Linked DNA regions of Homo sapiens: region 2 is linked to region 1. Evidence: chromatin loops called from intact Hi-C (ENCODE). Cell type or tissue: ovary. All regions are shown on one strand.

What was found. Hi-C counts contacts between places; a loop is a spot of excess contacts. Peaks named below come from ENCODE experiments on the same cell type or tissue, not always from the same donor. Only the 100,000 strongest peaks of a DNase experiment are listed, where the experiment ranks them.
Region 2: a loop joins it to region 1, with 4 times the contacts of the local background. A loop is called at or near these places in 1 of 110 quality-filtered maps.

Annotation. Positions count from the first base shown.
Region 1 is chr1:187,041,690-187,049,689 of GRCh38, forward strand. No RefSeq gene overlaps it. Among named protein-coding and RNA genes, the nearest start is that of LINC01036, 47 kb to the right of the region's middle. RefSeq lists an enhancer at 5,382-6,049. In ovary, no CTCF peak of the experiment used is centred here; a DNase peak (open chromatin) is centred at 4,649.
Region 2 is chr1:187,450,223-187,458,222 of GRCh38, forward strand. All of the region lies in intron 1 of LINC01037 (long intergenic non-protein coding RNA 1037), which reads left to right. Among named protein-coding and RNA genes, the nearest start is that of LINC01037, 11 kb to the left of the region's middle. In ovary, no CTCF peak of the experiment used is centred here; no DNase peak of the experiment used is centred here.

The DNA.
Region 1 (8,000 bases):
TAATTAGGTGATCTCTAGGATCCCTTTTAAATATAATAGCTATGCATATTTCTGAATCTATGAGACTGTGAGCATTGTATTAATCAGGTCCAATGATTTGATTTGAATGTTGAAGAAAGACTGCTTGATTATTCATTATCTTATTCTTATTTTATATTTAAAATTACTTAAAAGATAAACTATTTTTAAAAGTAGACTTAGCAAGCTAACTCATACCGAAATAATTTTATAATTGACATGTCTATTACAGAAGATACATTTTATATGTATATATATATATAGAGAGAGAGAGAGAGAGAGCCTATTGATAAGAGGTAAGGGAAAATGAATTAGCATATGATTCTTAACTCTGGAGATACATTGAAATCACCTGGAGAACTTTTTAAAAAATACTTATGCTGGGATCCCAACCTAGACCAATTAAATCAGAATTTCTGGTAATGGAATGAGGAAATCAGAAAAATTGTTACAGATTTCATAGATAATTCCAATTTATGGCCAATATGAAGAACTGCTGAGACACTTGAAGAAAGTAGTTACTAGACTGAAGAAATTTTGGAGTGGATCTACTGTGGGAAAAAAAAAAATAGAATACCCAGAAGTTCTGCTGGAAACCTCTCCATGGGAGGAGGAAATGCTGGTTCTGGTCACTCAGAGATCATTAACAGAAGGTCTGTTCAACTGCCTATCCTTGGAGTAGTCAAAAAGCTAACTAAGTTCCTGTCGGCAAGAGTGGAAAAAAAAAAGCCTGAGGGGTTCGTGTCCACCTGGTTTAGATACTTATAAGCTAAAGATTATCAATTAAACTGAAAAAATTCCAGAAGTTGAGTGTAGAGAAGAGGATATAACCTGTGTGGGCAGGTAATAGAGCATTGCCAGAATATTAGAATACTTATTATTAAAATAAAATAAAAAATATTTTGTTATCTTTTATGGAATAATTTGGAAAGTTTTCTTTTTTGTCTTTTATTTTCTTTTTAAGTAAGAGCTTATTTTCTAATCACACCGAAAATGTATAGGTCAGCTTTTTGGATCTGATGATTCTCATGATCTCTGAAGACAAACAGTGCCATCTGGCCACAAGCCTTAAATAGCAATAACATCTTAGTCACTTTGCAAATACCATTAAAAGGAAGCATCTCACATAGCAAAAATAAAGCATAACATTATTTAAAAATTAAATGATAAGTTGGAGAATTTTGCAGCATCAAAAATAAGGGACTCATAAATCAAAAGGAAAATGGATTATACCAGGAAAAATATGAGCAAAAGACATGAGCTGGTAAATGAGAAAAGAAAAAAATACAAATGGTCAGTAAGTACACAAGAAGATATTCACCATCATAAGTAAATAAAAGTTTGCTATTTGTAGGATTAGCAATTTTTAAAAATGACTATATTGGTAATATGATGCTTCCATTTGAAATGTCCCAAATGACATTAGAAATGGGATAAGTATTATAGCATATGTATATACATATACATATGTATATGAGAGTATAGCACATCTATAAAATGAAATATTTAGCCATTAAAAATAATGTTATAGTGAGTATTAATTGAAACTATTATCCAAGGAAAAAATCCAAGTTATATCCAAGTTATGGATAATGAGAGCCTGAATATATAAATGGACAATGGCCAGCCCATATACAACAACAGAATTCTGACCCACTACCTATAAACCACCCGCCTGGGAAGATAGACTACAATCTCTGCAGCAAATAATTTGAAACAACGAGGGTTTTGTTAATGACTGTCTTTTCTTTTTCTTCTTCTTCTTCCTCTTCTTCTTCTTCTTCTTCTTCCTCTTCTTCTTTCTTCTTCTTCTTCTTCCTCTTCTTCTTTCTTCTTCCTCTTCTTCTTTCTTCTTCTTTCTTCTTCCTCTTCTTCTTTCTTCTTCTTCTTCCTCTTCTTCTTTCTTCTTCTTCTTCCTCTTCCTCTTCTTCTTTCTTCTTCTTCTTCTTCCTCTTCCTCCTCCTCCTCTTCTTCCTCTTCCTCTTCTTCTTCTCTCTCTGACTCTATACACATCTTTGTCTGTGCTTCTAGCTTTGAACCATCCAGAGAAAGTCAAATATGTTTCACTAACTAATCACATAATATGCCCAGCTTCTAGTTAGCCCTCTTCCAGCTTCCCCATGCCAAAAAGCTTCAATCAGAGCATACCTAAAACTTTTTCCCACTACAAAGCTTTCCCACTCCTCTCCTTCCCTTTGAGTCTCTGCCAAATGCAAGTGACAGTGGCTGAGTCCCTTGCTATAGCAAACTGAATAAATAGCCTCTGTTTGTTCTCATTTGGGAGATCTTTGATTGTTTCCACAATATCATAATAGTATGTAAACTTCGTGGGTGTTTGTGTGAGCAAGATCTGTTTCTGAGTGTAAGCCTGAGGAAATTTCTGAAAGATAGTCACTAAGATATTAAACTTAGTTATCTTTTGGAGGTGAGGTGCAGGGCTATTTTTACTTTAACATATTTTGCATTTGCATTTTTCAATGAGCACATACAGTTTATGTAAATAGAAACAAAATCATCATAAGTGTACAAATAAGTTTATCATTATGTTTAATATTGTTAGACTAAAAATCATGTATATAAAACATATTTCTATCCATATATGAGGTATGTGATGGTATTCGGTTGGTTGGACTTTTCCTTTTCTCAATCATTCTCTAAAGGTAAATTTTCCATATTGGGTGTCCGAAAAGTTTTAGTCTGATGAATATTCTTTAAATATGAAAAATAGACTAGTTGAGAAATATATTTTTAATTATACAAATGATTAATATGTGTTAACCATAAGGGGACTCTCTGATTCAATAGTCTCCATTATTCAGCCATAACTCAAATAGCTATTATCATTCCAGAGCTAGAAAAAAATCCCCTTAGATTAATAAACATAAATCTTTATGGTCATCAATTTCCCCTGATGTTTCTTTAACAAAGGCCAGAAAGATTAGATTTTTGAAGGGAGCATTGCTCATTTCTGTCAACATCTGATTATTTATCCTCCTTAGTTAAACAAAACCCTGGTTATGACAAAGGCTAAACTTTGAATAAATCTGCAAATTTAAATTATACAGCTGAGGGAGACAAGAAAGCATAAATAATAGGGCCAACTTTTTTCACCTGAGCAGAATCTTGTTCTTCCTAATTAAAGGTGATGCTACTGAGCCAGTCACAGGAGGAAATATGCTTAATCTATTTCGAGGCAATGAGTTTCTGCTGTTGCATCTATCCTTTATTTCCTGGTCTCCCTTTTGACCTTTTCATCCACAGCACATGGGACAGGTACTAGGGTCCCATGAGAAAGACAAATGGCCAAAAAACACAGATCTTACAGAACTTACATTCCATTCTGCACCATTGCGTTTTGATTTTCATATTGATAATATTGTCATGAGGACTAAACAAATATATATATGTGTGTGTGTTTATAGGAGTATACATATATGTATGTATATCTGTGTATAAATCTGTATATATATACACGTGCAAAGTATTTAGAAGGCAGGCATCCTTTAGCCAAACATTACGTATATAATAATTACTGCTATTGTTTCATGTTCCAAATTATTTTGCAATTAACTCTGATATACGCTAACATATGACCAGTATGTTCCCTTTTCTCAGCTTGGAGTACAGAACAAGACTCTATTTCCTTTACTGTTAAAATTATAGTAATTTTTTAACTCTAATGAATTAATACAGTATTTAATACTACAGGGCCTCCTACTGCAAATTGCCAGGATCCCACACAGTTGCTTGTGCTGGTCCAAGAATCAGTCTTCCTGTGGCTTCCTCATGGCAGGAGAACTCAGCTGTGCCAGCAAAACCATCGCCTGCAAACATTGACCCTAAGTAGCCCTGTGTGCCGGGCCTGGTTCCTCTGCACTAAGCCCAAGTCTGGTTTCACAGCCATAAGCAGCTTATGGGAACAGGTTAGCGCAAGTCTCCATCTGCCTCAGGAATCCTCTAAGGTAGCAGAGGTCACTACCAAGACAAAATTTTCCCTCCCCAAACCACCACAAAGGACAAAAGCTTAATTACAAAGAGCTACTCTAAACGTCCTTTCTACACCAAAGAGATTCTTCCCCTAAAGTAAAACAAAAAATTCAATTCTGAAGCCCCAAAGCAGGGAGCAAATTTTAAATGATGGCACAGAGGTTTAACATAAATAAATCAATTGACGATTAGAAAAATGAATAAATGAAGTGAGGAGTAAAGTAAAATGTGGGACGTAACTTTCCACCGAGTAACCTGATACACGTGTATCTTGGTTGACAAGAAAAATATTAAACGAGGCTCATTCTTCTCCATTGTTCTGTCTTATATGTTGTAGATATGTCAGTCAGGTAAAAAAACTATGGATATTTATGCCTTTTGGTGGAAAAGGGATTATTTCCAGTTTGCATATTTCCTGCAAATGTCTGTATTAGAGTTCTCCAGAGGGACAGAACTAACAGGAGAGAGAAGGAGAGAGATATATAGGAGTTTATTAGGGAGAATTGGCTCACAGGTTTACAAGATGAAGTCCTCTAAATGATAGGCCATCTGCAAGCTGGGGAAAGAGAGAAGCTGGTGTTCGCTCAGTGCAAGTCGGAATGCCTGAAAACCAGGGAAGCGGAGAGTGCAGCCTGCAGTCTGTGGCTGAAGGCCCAAAAGCCCCCGGGAAGCCACTGCTGCAGTTCTCAGAGTCCAAGACCAAAGAACCTAGAGTCTGATGTCCAAGAGCAGGAGGAGCAGAAGTAAACACCCAGCAAGGAAAGAAGTCTCAGCAAGCAAAAGAATCCTACCTTCTTCTGCCTGCTTTGGTCTAGCCGTGAGGCAGCCGATTGGATGGTGCCCACTCACATTGAGGGTGGGTCTTCGTCTCCCAGTTCACTGACTCAAATGTCAATCTCCTCTGGTAATGCCCTCACAGACACACCCAGAAACAATGCTTTAACAGCCACCTAGGCATTCTTTAATCCAATCAAGTTGATACCTAATATTAACCATTACAATGTCTTCCACAATCTTAGGAATGGTTCGTTCCTTCCTTATCATTGCATTTTTAAACACACCCGTTGCCCAAGCTGTATCCTCATCCCAACCTCACAGAAGTGTTGTGAAATTATTCGATTTACCTGTTTTGAAATATCTTGCTCATTTCCTCAATAATTTTAATATTCTGAAGGACAGATCTCTATTTCCATTTCTTTGTATACTTCTCACTTTTTGAAGTGTTCACCATGAAACTAATTAATTTGTTTAATTTCTGATTTCAGTGTGTGTCCCAAAGTCACAGTTTTGTGCCTAAAAACACAACAGCTGTTTTCATTGATAAAAGCATGTCAAAATGCACTGGCCACACTGATCTATTTCCAAGTTTATAAGCACAACTAGAAAACTGCAGCCAGTTCATTCAATGTGAGCATCTTGATGTTCCTGAAGTTCAGCTTTGCTAATTCGATCTGCTGGTATTGTATTTATTTCAAACCAATGCCTGAACAAGTATCACACAAGCTGAACTCAATTATCAGTTGGAGAGATACTCTCCTCCCTTATCCCCTCTTGGTAATCTAGTCATATGCTCAACTCTGTACTCTCCTTCTCAATGTAGGATCAGTTCCGGGGTCTAGATATAGGGAAGCAGCTGGCCAGAATTTTTCCCTTTGCCCGTTCACACTTCTGAGTCCTTCTCTGTCCGATGTTAAAGATGAACAAGAGTACTTCCCAATCCATTAGCCCTCCAAGCTTGCCTTAGCACGAAGCCCTGGGGCAGAGAACATGTTGTGGTAACAGCAGGATAATGGAAACGAGACTTGAAGACAGGTATGAAACTTTGTAAATGCTAATTCTTTTAAACCAATTCTTTCTTCTTCAATGGCTCAGCTATGTCATTAAACAAAAAGACTGGGATGGTTACAGTCTCCCCATCCCCCTCTTAAGGGTGACAATGAAGACTATCTTTTTGTGCTTGCCTGTGAAGATTTCAGCTACCTAATGAATTCCTTTGAAGTGAAAGCTTGTCTTTCTTCACTTTGTTATCTATTTTCTTGATGAAGGTAATCCTTGGAAAATAATTTAAGTAAGTCTTGAATAGTAGTGATTTTTAAAGGCTTTTGCTGAATATTTGTGTAGCTAAAATAGTTGCCATTAAAAATTCAGGAAAGGGTCATGGAGATTTGGCCTTGGCAAGTTCCTCTTCGCCTTTATTCAAGGATGATGGAAAATAACAACAACAACAACAAAACAAACCCAGAATGTTCATATGGCTGCATGTAACCAATGAGAGAAAAATAATACAGGACATAGTAGACATGACTGGGGTGCAGACACTTATTAGATACTCACTATGTTGGTATGGTATCTTCTCAAATGCACCCTTTCTGTTAAAGTATAGGAGAACACGGGTTATATTTGAGACTGAGTGATTTGATCATTGCGTTTGCTTTGGGCATCAAGGGAAGACAATTTGCATTGTTGGGAGGAGGGTGTCCACACATCAGACTCTAGCACTAGGATGTAACTTCCGAGAAACTCTGAATGGGGAGAGATTTTTGATATCTGTTTTGCCCTGCAACAGGCTGGGATGGGGATTTGCTCATTTCTGTGTCAGATCCAACAATAGATTTGATATCCTCTAGGCCTCAAGAAATAATAAACACAAAGATAACTAAAGTAACTCTCACACAGCTTTTTGAAAACCCAAAACAGTATAACCATTAAAACTTTCAAGAAATCTAGGATCCGCTGCACTGAGTATTAATCAGGTACTTATGTCACATAGATGTCTAAACTAAATTAGCATTTTTATAGATATAGATAGTTTTGGTTTCTTTTTAGTTGAGGTCACACTTTTTCTATTATTCAAGGGACACACTTCTGGATATCAGGATGGATGGGCATAAAGTATAAAGCATATGAAAATGTTTTTTCAAAACTTTACTATTATTCAACCCAAGAGATGATATAATATCTTGTCATTTTTCTCAGTAGATTAAAAAGAAAAATGACCAATGTTTTCTCTAGTAAATTATTTCAAAAGGATTTAATCAGTCTCTCTGAAGTATTAAGATGTATTATGTCATACCTGGCAGAGAGATCCCTGAGACCCTTTTAAACCACCCTTAGTACATTTTGTGACTTTTGTTACAATAGCTTGAGTATTGTTATTGACTTGTTTTTTTTCTGGTAACACCGCTGAAACGTTCCACAGGCCAAATGTATTCATTTGGTTTATCCCCAGATAGATGCAGTAAACAGGTGCCTTATATCAAAATGACAATGTATCTCTCATGGGCTATACTTGCTGGTGTAGGTATTTTTTGTTTTAAAAGCTAATAATAAAAGCTCTTCTCTGAAATGCAAGACCCATATATAAATTAAGCATAGCTATAGGGTGAGTGTCTTTGAATTATCAGTGAAAGGATATTTTAATATAAATTTAAAACATTTTAGTTTGCAAAAAAAGTACTGAGTTGCATCAAAAATTAATTAATTAGAAAAACAAGTAATAACAAATCAAACTAAAAGATGGCAAGAAGATTTTATAACACACAATTTAAAAATAAAGCACAAAAGAGGAATTACAAATTTCTGTTAAAACATTATTTGTACTTATATGAGTTGACAGCCATTGGAAAAAAAAATGAACCAACTTCTCAAATGAGGATTTTCACCTTGAACTAAAAATCTACTCCTTATAACTAGTTTACCTCTCTCAATAAATGATCAGACCTCCTATATATGAACATATTACTGCTTTATATATATGGTTATATCCGTAACAAGACACTCTAAAGGTATGTATTTTGAGAGGAAAATAAGCCTACCTCAAACTAGAAATATTTTGTACAGCAAAGGAGACAACTAACAGGGTGAAAAGGCAACCTACAGAATGGGAGAAAGTATTTGCAAATCCTATAACTGAGAAGGGGTTAATTCCCAAAATATATAAGAAAACTCTTACAACTCAACAGCAAAAATACAAAACAAAACAAAAAAACCACCTA
Region 2 (8,000 bases), 410 kb after region 1:
AACCAGGGTGGTATGGTCAGTCCCAGAGGAGAGGCTTCTATAACATTGAGAGATAAGGTTTACATAGAAACAAAAGTGTTCCATAATCTATTCTAATATCGTGTCTATTTTATTCTGGTGTTCTTTCAGGTAGCTTTTACTCTGTGGTGAATTCTTTTTAATTAAATTCTAGTTATAATTTGAAACCATCTAGGCTTCTTTTCTCTGAAAATCTGATGAAAGACATGGGTCATCTACACAGATAATGCACACATACAAATAAGCACAGAATTTTAGATATTTATGTATAATGCCTATCCAAAGACTTCATAATGATTCATAAAACATGTGTTAAAAACCCCTATACTTTATACAACGTAAGAAAAAATAAATTTACTATTTCATCTAATGCTGATAATAGACTAGAAGATTTCTACCTGAAATCAATTATTCTTTTATGATTTAGTTTATATATAATACCTCTCATTCTCCTAAAGTGTTAAGGATCTACAACTTTAATCCATGTGTAGTATTCTATAGTTTTGTATATTTTATACTATTATTCATTTATCGGCTTATAAAAACTCTGGTAAAAATTTTGTGTTAGAAATAATGCTGACTTCTGAAATGCACTTAATACTTTGTACCAAGAGAACCATTTTTATATTTCACTTTTAATGTTTTTCACATTCTGGAAGTATTGTTAAGATCCTTTGTTTTTAAAATGGACATGATTGAGGGCAACTGTAATCTATGCATGTGAGACTACAAATGCAATAGCAGCCCTTGTGAGAACATCCATGTGTATGAGCTTTGTAGCTCTTACTTTAATTTATAGAGTCTGTGATTGCTCTACTTTGCCTCCTACATGTTTGGATTTCTTGAATTCCTTATTTGAAAGAACTACCCCATACATGATGGCTATTCCTTCCTCTGAGCTACGTGATTGTACAAAAATATACCTACTGTAAAAATGGGAATAAAAATGCAGGAGTTATAAAAGGCATTGGTTAATGTTAATGTATAATTATATAATAGTGAGGTGCTATTAGAGTGGAGAGAAGTATTAGTAGCTATTCCATTTATCCATTTATCGATTCCATTTATATATTATTGGTGTTAAACAAGCCATCCCATAACTGAGTGGCTTGAAACCACAACTCATTATCTCTTATGGTTTTGTGGTATGCCTGCTTTTAGCTAGGTAGTTTCATCCGGGATCGCTCAAGTGTTTGTAGACAGATAGCAGCTGGGACTGAAGTCATCTGAAGGATGGGCTGGGCTGACCATGGACACTCCCTGTTGGCCCATTGCTTAGCCGGAGTTGCCAATTGAGCACCTCTGTGTTATCTCACTCTGTGTGATGAGGGAATCCTCGCATCACAGTAGTTGGAGTTCTTACATGGGGTCCTAGGACTCAAAGATAAAAGGTGGAAGGATCCAGGCCTCTTATAAAAGGCTAGCCCATAACTAGAATAGTTTCATTTTGCTGTAGATAAAGCAAGCTGTAGGCAAATAAGGCCAACCCAGATTCCAGGAGAGGTAAATAAGACTCCACCTTTTAGTGGAAGGAATTTTTGAAAATGTGCTTTAATCTCTTATAGAAGCCATTTAAATAATTCCCAGAGATGAGCAGCATTGACAAGCTGTAAGAACAGGGATTTCTAATACTATATTTTAGATTGCTAACCTTGCTGTGATGTGCTAAGTTACCTCTAACTCCCAGAATTTTCCTTAGGTTGCCACACACACATATATAAAATTTGTGGATAATTAAGGGTGAAAGTATTTAAAGGAAGCATAGCTTGTCTCACATTCACCACTTTGTTACTGAAAAAAGAATGGCATCCTATCAAGAAGACTGTGTCCAGGGCATTCAGATCATGAAAAGCAGCCAAATGAACAATGAGACATGATGGGGTACATAAAGAAGTCCATATAAATCTTCATCATATAGAATCTTAAACACAATATAAAATATTTGAGAGTTTCTGAAGTAAAGATCCCAGGTAAATCTTGTTCATACCAGTTGTTCCCATACTAATTTGACATAGATTGGTCACACTTTCTCTGTCTCTCTTTATTTCTCTCTCATTTAATTTTTTCCTAACAACTATCAATATCTAACAGCTTCCTAAAGACACTTTGAAAAATGCTGCATAGTAAATATAACAGAGAGTGTGTTGATTTAATAAAGAAAAATATCTTTGGATTACAGCTTCTGAGATAGATTTAATAAAGGAAGTAGGAAACTAGCAGAATCATTAATAAACTTGTTTTAGAAAAGAAGTGGAGAAATTCTGCTAGATGGGATAGAAGAGATTCGTCTAGTCCTAGAGTTTTCTTCAGCAGGCCCTAAGATTTTCCTGGAGATATGTCAGAGAGGACCAGGAAGGAAGTGGACAGAAAAGTAAGCAGGTCTCTACACTCTAATTTCTTAGCAAACATCCCAAAACACTCAGTTAATACCTCTTCACTGTGAAGAGTTAAATAATAGATTTCATTTGAAATGGTAATGGTGATAAAAGGATGAAGAAGAAAGAAAGGACAGGAGTGGGAGGAGGAGGAGGACAAAGTTCATTCAAAAATTCAGTGGCACAATCAGAAATAGAACAAAGATCCTCTGTCTTTGAGACGAGGCTGTTCTAGTCTTCTACATGATCTCTGAGGAGGGGAAATTCTGAGATCAAGAGAAAGTTAGGTTGTGGTCAGACTGTTAGCAATCTTACATTTTAGGATAAGAATTTTTGTCATTACTCTTAAAGATTTAAAAAATTTTACAAATATATCTTAGCAGGAAACAGAATTTAATTTTTAAAGGAAGATAAAATGCTAGTAGCTCAAGATAAAATTAAAGATAAAAATATTGCAATTCAGAAGAAAAATATTTAAATAAATAGACTGGTTTATGTAAACAGTTCCAGCAAGAGGTAGTGAATGATAGGACTCTATGAATTCCAAGCTGATTGACAGGTAAGCAGAAAAAGCAATACATTTTTGGCCTTGAAGTTCTTATGAAACTTTCTTAATGTCATTCTATTTGATCATTAACTCTTTATTAAAAAATTCAACAACTTAATTTTAAGTCCTGATTGTAGAAATTTGGTTCAGTTGCTGCTATTTATGTATAAGTATTATATCTCTAAATTAAAAATATTTACTGCTCTTTTTTAAAAAAATATTTTTTGTTAAATTACGGCATCTTCTTAAATGCTTTTTATTAATAATTGTTTACATTTATAATTGGCACATAATAATTGCTCATATTTATATACAGTATGATGTTTCAATGGATGTATACATTGCATAATAATCAAATCGGGGTAATCACCACATCCATCACTTTAAACACTTATTATTTCTTTGTGGTGACAACATTCAAAACCTCTTCTAGCTATCTTGAAATATACACTACATTGGTATTTGCATAGTCACCCTCCTGTGTTATAGAACAGCAGAACCTATTCTTCCTGTCTGTCTAAATTTGTACCCATTGACCAACATCTCCCAATCTTCCATCATCCCTATCCTCCTGAGTCTCCAATAAACACTGTTCTCTCTATTTCTATGAACTCACTCTTTTAGATTCCACATATAAATGAGATCATGCAATGTTTGTATTTCTGTGCCTGGTTTACTTCCTGTAACATAGTGTCTTTCAAATTCACCCATGTTGCCACAGACGATAGGATCTAAATAATTTTAAGGTAGAGTCAGCCAGTGTTATTGAGTAATTTACTGAAAAAGTAAATTAATTATAGTTAGTACATTTAATTGTGTAGACAGTGTCTGAAACACAACACTTAAAATGTCAATGCCAGCTTTTGTAATGAAGCCAATTCTCTAAGCTCTAGTAGGATGGAGATGTGTCTGTTTTAGTTGGTATAATTTTCTCAGTGTCTGACACCTGGTAGACACTTAAAGTTATTCGTGGAATGAATATATGTTAATGCATGAAGTTGCTCATTTTCATGTTATTAAACATTGTGTAATACATTATTACATTTTGAAAGTTTGTAAAATTTCATCATCCTCAATAATATAGGTTCTGTGAATGAATATGATCGGATAAAACAGAAACAGAAATTTATGTAGGATTGATCATATTATAATTGAAAATTACTTAGAAACTCTTCAAAGTAAATAAGTAGGTACGTATCATGCTATACAAGGTCATTTCTCCTTTTCTGCAAGCACATTCCTGTTCAGTCTAAATTAGTTCTTCCAATCAAGCAACTGATGAGGTATTTTTTACCATACTTGAATTTTCTGCACTACTATAAAGAAAGAATAACACATAATTAGAAAGCCTGGAAGAACATTTGCTAAGCCATATCTGTTTTTTAAATGATTTTTGTTCATTCTTACTCCACATAACTGGAAAAATATATTTTCATGGTGATTTTGTGAATTTAATGCTTGAAATAATATAAACATTTAATATAAAGTATGACTTTATCTCTCTAATTTTTTGAAATTGAGTGTAATTTGAATTTTTTGAATAAATACACCTCTAATATTAGACTATTACAATCAATACAATTGTTTCTTGTAAGAAAAACCTGTATCAGGGACTAGTGTAATTTCTTGTAATTTTGGCTATGCAGAATCTGATTGCAAATACCCTATCAGAAATTCTGATTAGCAGTTGTAGATGTCTTTGATTAATAAGTGATAAAGTCATCATTAGTTAATAAATGTCATTTATTTCACAGAAAATTTCTCTTTCAAATACAGGACTCATGAGAAGCAGAGGTCTCTGTCTCTTGGGTGACAAAAATATTGGGGCACAATGAACTCAATATGGTTTAGGAATGATTAGTTCTTTGATAGAGAGTTCTCTGATGTAATTAGTGTGCTTTTTTTTCAGGGTTTTAAATATCCAGCATGCTCTTTTGTCCACTTGATTAACCAGTAAATTAAATTTTTATGTAAGTCTTCTGACCTAGTCAATTTGTCAGGAGTATACATTAACGGAGGGTAACAGATGAGGTTCTTCCTGACCCTCTGTACAAATCGCTGCACCTCATCTACTTCTACCAGAAGGAGCCTCTGCTTTTACTGACATATGGGCCGTGATGGAAACAAGCAAAAAACTAAACATTAAAACTGAGACATTTTAAGAGAGTCTGTGAAGTTCACAGTAAGAGAAGGCAAGACACTGAAAAGAGAAGGCATATGTTAGACGAAACTAACATTAAGTAATGTCTTTCAAGGCAAGAAGCACTTAGATGTTTATTGAATAAATGAAGTGAATGAATAAATAAATGCCTTATAGGCTGCACCAACTTAATATCTGGATATTTTCTTCTGTCCAAAAAAACTGTTTTATTGTATTTTCTTAAACTTCCAATCATTTTAAAGTCACTGCAATCGTTTTAAAGTCACTGATTTTAAGAATTAGTAGGCCTTATCTTTTAAAGCTGCATGACCTTAAGATTTAGGAGGAAAACTTGGAGTGGGCCTTGGATAGTGCTGCTTAGAGCAGGTGAGTTACTTAGATATTTGAGAAAATGGACTGAGGGGTTAGAAAAGAGGGTAAATATGACATTTAGAAATAAGCAATGCATTTCTTCTCCACCCCATTCTTTATCTCCTTTCTTTTCCCTCTCAACTTTTCTTTTTCTCCTCCTCCTGTTTCCCCTGTTTGAAAATTGAGATCCTTATTTCCCAGGCTACAAACTCAGGCTAAAATTATGTATTCTATACTTCAAATATGTTACACTTAGATAGTTCAGGGACTTCAGACCCTAATCATAATAGTTTCTTTAGAAAATGTTGCTTAGTTACAAAACTTGTCTTTTTATAACAAATACAACAACATTCCTAATTTGGAGGTGTTTGTGAATCAGATCGGTGGAATACCTATATGCTTTACCCTTTCTCCTCATTAAAATAAAAATCAAGATGTTCTAGTAAATTCCTTTCACTCATTACACCATTGATGGTTGTATTCTCAAATACCTGTGAAGAAAATTAATGAGCTTTTGTGGAGTACTAAAACTGTGCATATCTTTGGAAACTAATGTTGTATTTAGCTTCAGTCATGATGGATTGATCCAGTGCACTGTTATACTGGAAAATGATTTATAAGAAGAAAAACAGGTGTCATTTTCTTTATGATTTATGGGTTTTGATCTTTAATCCTGAATTTTCATATCATTAGTCCTGAGAAAGGGATATTATAAGACAGGTGCAATGAGACTTCAAATATTTTCATACGTATAAATCAGTTTATTATCTATTTTTTGGTCATGGGTTTTATGATGCAACACATAATCATGATGGAGCACACAATCCTTAACCCTAGCATGATTTCTCAAATCCATATATTTGCCAAATTGCATAAACATATGTCAGGTTCACGACTATGCCAATTGTTATGCTTGAGGTTGGGTTCCAGCCCATCCTGAGGTCTGAAGGGAGTGGGTGAATGAGCAGAAAGAACACTCTAGGGGCCGTAGGCAGTGAAAGATGATTTTATTCAGCAGCAGCTCTCATAACAGCTTTTCCTCACATTGTTCACCCTGTCTTGACTGTTTAGTCCGGCGGCCCCCATACACAGCTGCGTGTCCAGCTCTCCCTTGCCTTCAGGGTCAGCAGCTTAGCTCTTTCTCTCTCTGGGCATGAGTGAGCCAAGCTGTGTCCTGGCTCCCTTCTGTCTGTCTGCAAAGACAGACACCTCTGACTCTCTTTCTGTGGGAACCAACGCACCTACACAGTGTTAACAGGGCAATTATACATTTTACAGATAATACTGGTGTAGAGCCAAGTGATGGCCTTCCCATGTTATGGCTACATGGCTGTAATAACAAGTGGAGTTATATGCCTATGCTCTAAAGTCGCTGATGTAAATATCCTACCTCAGCCTATCCTTGACCAAAGCACAGCCATGTCCCTTGTACCATATGTATATTCATATAGATATATATGTGCATGTAAAAAATCAATTTAAGTGTAAATTAAGACGGTAATAGAAAAATAGTTTATTTAAAAGAATTTGATTATTGAACACAAATAATCCCTTTTAATATGGGAGTTCACCTATGCTTTATAAAATGAAAAGGGGTTTAGGAATTTATTGACCTAGGTTCAGGAGAATTATCTTTCTCCTTCCCAGTGCCCAATAGGTTATTTTTTATCAATGGGTGAGTAAAATGTACAGAACTCTATAGAGACATCAGTCAGAAAGATTTTTCAAAAAAGTTCTGTAGTTTTCTACTCAAGATAACATTAAAAAATTATTATACATTACCTAGGCTATTTTTTCAGCTTTTTTCTAGTGTTCTTTCTCTTTGAATAGTTTCAAAGATTAAAGCTAAGCTTGAAGCACCATTTGAGGAGGTAGAACATGGCTTATTAATTATGTCAAGGCCCATAGAAACCACCTGACTGTGGCTTCTTTACATTGAAGTGTCTGGCCTCCTCCTCTACAACCAAGATGATGGGGAGTTGTCAGGGGTTCAACCAGAGAAGCAGAATCAGTCGGAGATATGCATTAAAATATTTTTGCAAAGAATTGGCTTAAACATTTGTGGGAGTTGGAGATGCAAGTTTGAAATTCATAGGGCAGGCTAGAACACTTGGCCATGGTGGTATGGGTGGGGAAAGTCCTGCTCACATTTCTTCTTCTTTGGGAAAACCTTAGCGGTGCTTTTAAGGCCTTGCACCTGATTGAGTAAGGCCCATTCACATTATCAAGAATGGTCTCCCTTAGTTAAAGTCAGTTGATTACGAACTTTAATCACAGCTACAAAAAAAAAAAACCTTACTGCAACAGCTGGATTTGTATGTATTTGATTGATTACTGCAGTCTATAGCTTAGCTATATTTACACATCCAAAGACCATCACATCACAACATGATACACCATTATAGCTTTTCCTTTCTCACTTGGGGCACTGAAAGGCAAATGATCTATCAAGAGACTGAGAAAAACCTCATGCCTTATGTTTTTTCCCATGTTAGTTGTCTTACCATGAGCATTGTCTTACCATGCAACCCTAATTACAATTCCACCA